2 separate regions of the Homo sapiens genome follow, and region 1 is linked to region 2. The links are chromatin loops, found by intact Hi-C in ENCODE. Cell type or tissue: Caco-2. All regions are shown on one strand. Each heading gives the region's core, and the rest is flanking DNA. Links, peaks and the distances in the headings are about the cores only. Region 1 overlaps SYTL2 (synaptotagmin like 2). Region 2 has its middle 56 kb from the start of PICALM.

Region 1 (2,928 bases), core at 290-2,789, 340 kb before region 2:
GCTACCATCAGCACTACCAGTTTGAGAGTGTGTGTATGTGTGTGCATGGCAGGTCGAGAGAGGGGGCATCAACACATAAAACTTAACCACCTCCACAGAGCTCTCTATGGGGAGTTTAGAGGCATCTCTAACTTCCTTTAAACTTCCAATGCACCAATTGTTTTTCACACAACCTAAATTTTGCTCTTATATTAAAAACAAATATTTCAGGACTCTTATCTCCATATCTGGGATAAAAGGTCATGAAGTAAGCATTCTTACTTACCATGAGAGCCCATGTTTTATACCTGTTTGATACCCTCTCAGTGCCTAGCACAATGCTCAACCCAGAGTAGAGCCTGAATAAAAGTGCTTTTAATAAATGGATAAGCAAATGAATGGATGGATGAACTTTCTCATCATAGTAGAACCAGATAAGCTGAAAATTCACAATGTTTTTGCTCCAATTTTCTCAACTTCAAAAGGTCAGCAATAGGTGTGCCCACCTGCCTCACAGGCCTGGGGAGAGGATCCGAGCCTGCTGTAGTAGCAAGTGCATACATAGCTTTGTTTAGAGATCTGCCCTAATTATTTCTTGTGTGTTCTTGTGCCAGCTTATTTCTCTGAACCTGCGATTTCCCATTTGTAAAATGTGGGATAATATTTATTTCTGCAAGGCTGCTATGTGAAGGAGACATGGTGTTCATAAAAGGCCTTGCTCAATGTCACCCTCACTAGATGATCACTAAATGTTTTCACCCTTCCATAGATACTTCCAGGAACTAGTGCTCACCTCATAGCTCAAAATAGCAGCCATTTCTTAGTAACTTTATGGTTTTTTATAAATAAGTAACCAGTGTTGTATTCATGTAGCATCTTCCTCTAAAGATCAAACTTTGCTTACATTTCCAGTGGCAAAGTAGTGTGGACAAAGTAAATGTAGATAGAGGATGGAGTAAATGGGAAGAGACAAGTTCAAGTGGAAGATGACAAGGGCATTTGTGGGTAGCTGTTAGGACTGTACCGCAAGTCCTCTCCCACTACATCACTTCAGAAAGCAACTTGTCTTGGGCTTGGTCTCCTCCCCAATGGTTTATTTCTTTTTTCTGTTTTTTTTTCTTTTCCTTTTTTTTTTTTTTTTTTGTATTTTTATGGTATTTAGTATATTCATACCCAAGGCAGCCTAGATAATGGAGGAAGACACCTGAAAAGTCTACTGGCCTCTAAGAATGGTGGGCTAGAGGTATGGAAAGGAAGGAGAAGGGGCCTCTGTTTATTTTCTCTGCTGTGAAAGCTACTTGTACTCAGGAAATATCTACTGCTTCCTTCTCAGGGCTGGGAATGCCCTAGTCTGTTCTTACCCAAGGGTGGTAACTTTTCCTCCAAGTGTGCAGCTGTCTGAAAATATATTTGCTCTTGATGTGTCACCGGGTCATGAGTAGTTATCTGAGAAATACTTTACACATGGGTGTCTCCTGAGCCCAGGCAGTGGAGATATTTGCTTACCCATGGGGCAGGGAAGGACAAACAGGGGATATGGTTCCAGGGTCCAGTTTTTAAAGACTATGCTAATTCAGTCAGTTTGTCAACTGCATTTTGAACCCTAACTATGTGCCTGGCCTCTGATGAAAATGAGAAGGACTTTTTCTAAGGTAATAATGATACTGAGAGAGGTGACATTTTTTATTAGTTACTAAATGCCATGTCTTCTTCTTAAGACTTTGCACGCTTTATCTTATTCAGTCTTCGCAACAAGTTTGTGAGATGAGTCATATTATTAACCTCCTTTTAGGTAAGAAAATGGGGTACAGAAACAGTAAGTTGCAGAGTTAGTGTCAGATCCCAAAGATAAGGGAAGTAAATAGCATGTTTTCTATTAGTTGAACCAATTGCTTATAAATATGTTGTGAAGCTGTGAAATATACACAAGTTGTGAAAAAGACACCATGCAAAAGTCTGGAAACTTGCCAAAGTAATCACATCACCTTTAATAATGAGTGTGGAAATGTACCTTCTGGGTTCCAGAGACCCTTAGTTCATCCAGGTTTCTAAGGCATCCATTACATCATAGTAAAATAGCTAACATTCCTTTTCCCTTCCTCTTTGTCAATAGCTGCTCTGACCTTAATTATCTGTAGAAGGCCTCTAGGATGAGATTTTTGACAATATGCATTACAAGTAAAATTATTCTATAATTATAAAAAAAAAAGAAAGGAAATGAGAAGGAATCATCCATGACTGAGACACAGAATGTCCCCTCCCTTTATAGAGCTCATGGTCTCATTCTGCATACTCACATTTGGTTGCTTTACTTCTATCATAATAATCTTGTGTGGCACACAGCACATGTGTCAAAGCAACGGTCTCAAAAATAGAATATCATTCCACACATGTTCCCTATAACAAGCAGAAGAATATGAAATAGAGATAATATAAAGATATGTCCCTGTTAGACAACAAAGGTTTGGCATATCTTGCAAACCTCAAAAAGATGAATGTTCTTTCCAGAAAAATTACACATTTTATTTATTTATATATTTATTTATCATTTTGAGATAGGGTCTCACTCTGTTGCCCAGGCACAATCCTAGCTCACTGCAGCCTCGACCTCCTGGGCTCAAGCAATCCTCCCATCTCAGCCTCCTGAGTAGCTGGGACTACAGGCACACACCACCATACCTGGCTGATGTATGTGTGTGTGTGTGTATATATATATATATTTATTTATTTATATGATGTGTGTGTGTATGTGTGTGTGTGTGTGTATATATATATATATATATATATATATATATATATATGTATATATATATATATATATATAATTTTTTTTTTTTTTGTAGAGACAAAGTCTCCCTATCTTGCACAGGCTGGTTTTGAACTCCTGGGCTCAAGCAAGCCTCTCACCTTGGCCTCCCAAAGTGTTGGGATTACATGTATCTTCCACCG
Region 2 (2,928 bases), core at 97-2,596:
TCCATGTTGATACTTTTAAAAATCTAGATCTAGTTTCCAACATGCAGACAGCCCAGGCACAGAAGCCAACCAGACAATTCCTTTACCAACGGTTTTTTATAGCTCAATAATGTATACATGTGACTTTGTAAAGAATTAGCCTTGTCTACTTAAGGCTCAATACAAAACCTTCCAAAGTTTTCACAGATTAACCAAATTAGTCTTGAAAAATATCTCCAGGTTAGAAGAGGGTAAACCACTCTCCCTGACTCTGCAGCCTCACTCTCATCCCTACTTTGGGTTTCTGCTTTCCAGATTCTCTTATGTCACCACATCACCTATTCACCCCTCCCCCAAAGCGGTATGATTCTCCTTTAAAAATTTTAATGTGTACAAAAATGTTTTCCCTTGGCATAACTGAGACAGGCTGGTATTTTCAAGAACAGCTTTACTAAACATGAGGGAAAACAGAAAAGAAATAATTACAGAAAACATACACAGTATAAAAATAGCCAAGTTTCCAACTGCAGGTTTCTGTTTCTAAAAATTCCATTTGAAGTAGGAACGCTTTACTGGGCCTCAATCTCATTTACCCTTAGTCAACCACATCCCTTAATTTTGCTGTATCCTGTCTGGACTCCTTCTCCCCTTCCACCAACACCTCACCCTTCCCTGAGCCCTGTGATCTTGAGCCACTATCTCTGTTTTTTGAACCCACATCTCCAAGAAAAAACACCCAAGAACTTACTTTTAAAACTAAACTTACTTTTTATTCTCTTAATTAAAAATATCCTGGACTCACAAAGAGCTGCCAAATTGCTAGCTTACAAGAGATTTTCAAGTTTTGATGTTTAAGATTTACTGGGTTTCAAATATTAGCCCTTCTCAATACTGAAGTTAAACCAGCATAAACCAAAGTGTAATCTAGGAAATGATCCTTGGGATAACAAATATTCTTTACAAAGGCAGGTAGTATTCTATAATCAAAAAAAATCTGAGGAATTCTGGGTTAAACAAAGTTTCATAGTTTTCTCCATTGCATAATTTCTCAAACCATTCCATGCAGTTAACAAATATTTACTGAGCACCTATATTGTGCTAGGCACTACTGTAGGTACTGAGGATTCCCTGGTGAAGAGCGAACAGGACAGATAAAATCCTTGCCCTGCCCTCATGGAATTTGCCTTGTAGGTGGGGTTCACCAGAAAATATGAACAAACAAACAAGAGCATTTCAAATCGTGGTATGGACTTTGAAGACCTTAAGGGGTAAGGTTATAAGGGTATAACTGGAAGTGGGGAAGCCCAGGAGGCAGAGGAAACAGTGAGTCTAAAGACCTGGCAGGAAAAAGCTTGGCCTGTTGGAAGAAGAGAAAGGAGCTTCTGTGGTTGGAGCTGAATAATTAAGGTGGGGAGTAGAAGTGATGAGGTATGATCTTAGAGAAGTAAGATGTTGTTGGTGCAATGGAAAGCAATTTGGAAGGTTTTAAGCCTTGGCATGATTTGACTTACCATTTGAAAAAGAAAAATTCCTTGCATGTTGTGTGGAGAATGAAATTTAGAGGCTAAGATTACAAGTGGAAACCAGTTAGGCTCTTGCAATAGTTCCTTTGAGAGATGGCAGGAGTGTCAGTGCAGATAGAGAGAAGTGAATGGCTTCAGCACATGTTTGAGGCGTAGTGACAACAAGACTTCCTGATGAGTTAATGTGAGAAATAGAGATCAGAGAGAAGACACTAATGACTTTCAGCTTTGGGGCTTGAGCACTTACATATATGTTGGTGGTATTGACTGAGCCAAGAGAGACTAGGAAGCAGAGGCTTAAAGGGGTGAAGGAAATGAAGCCTTATCCATGATAAGTTCAAGATACCTATTTAGGTTGGTGCTAAAGTATGGTGGTTTTTGTCATTGAAAGTAGTGGCATAATACATGTGTAAGAGGTGCTATCAAGTAGATAAATTTTATATATATATAAAACATAAGAAAATAAGTAATATATATGATAATTTATAATAATAATATATATATGAGTCTGGAGTTTAGGGGAAAGGTTTGAGATATATGTTGAGAAATCATCAGCATACAGATGGCATTTAAAGTCATGGAACTGGGGTCGGGCGTGATGGTGCATGCCTGTAATCCCAGCACTTTGGGAAGTCAAGGTGGGTGGATTGCTAGAGGACTGGAGTTCGAGACCAGCCTGGCCAACATGGCAAAACCCCATCTCTACTAAAAATACAAAAATCAGCCAGGTGCGGTGGTGCACACCTGTAATCCCAGCTACTCAGGAGGCTGAGGCATGGGAATTACTTGAACCCAGGGGGCGGAGGTTGCAGTGAGCTGAAATTGCGCCACTACATTCCAGCCTGGGTGACACAGTGAGACACTCTCAAATAAGCCCAAAGAAACAAAGTCACAGAACTGGATGAGACCACCTAGGGAGACAGCAGAAAGGAGCCAAGGCCCAAATTTAGAAATCTGGTACAGACAGGAACCAACAGAGGACCACTTTTAACATGTTCGTGGGCATTATGACTCTATAAGAGGTGGAAACAGAAGGCAGCATTTCCCTAACTTTTTTGACTTTGAAACCTTTCATCATGTAGCATGTCACAGGACTAGGGTTTTAAGGAAAACATTTTGGAAAATATTGCTCATACCCTTCTAGTTACACTCCATTATGGCATTATGTATTAATTTCTAAGGTAACACAGGCTTTCTCTCTAGGTAGAGAGGTATTTCCATAAAACTTCATCTATCCCTAAACCAAACACTGTCCGGAGGATCCAAGCCCCAAAATATACCTATAGGAAGCACACATGTGCCAAATGCAGTGAGCGGCAAGGAGGGCTGTCTCACCACAGCCTTGTTGAGCCCAACCTCAAATGCTGCCAGATTTTAGCCTTTTTTTTTTCTTCATATTTCTAATAGTATTTTGGTGGAGGAGTAA

What was found. Peaks named below come from ENCODE experiments on the same cell type or tissue, not always from the same donor. Only the 100,000 strongest peaks of a DNase experiment are listed, where the experiment ranks them.
Region 1: a loop joins it to region 2, with 1.9 times the contacts of the local background. A loop is called at or near these places in 1 of 110 quality-filtered maps.

Annotation. Positions count from the first base shown.
Region 1 is chr11:85,786,598-85,789,525 of GRCh38, forward strand. The region is part of intron 1 of SYTL2 (synaptotagmin like 2); the gene reads right to left. Among named protein-coding and RNA genes, the nearest start is that of SYTL2, 23 kb to the right of the region's middle. In Caco-2, for the core only: no CTCF peak of the experiment used is centred there; a DNase peak (open chromatin) is centred at 1,444.
Region 2 is chr11:86,123,335-86,126,262 of GRCh38, forward strand. No RefSeq gene overlaps it. Among named protein-coding and RNA genes, the nearest start is that of PICALM, 56 kb to the left of the region's middle. In Caco-2, for the core only: no CTCF peak of the experiment used is centred there; a DNase peak (open chromatin) is centred at 1,147; H3K4me3 peaks cover 309 bases.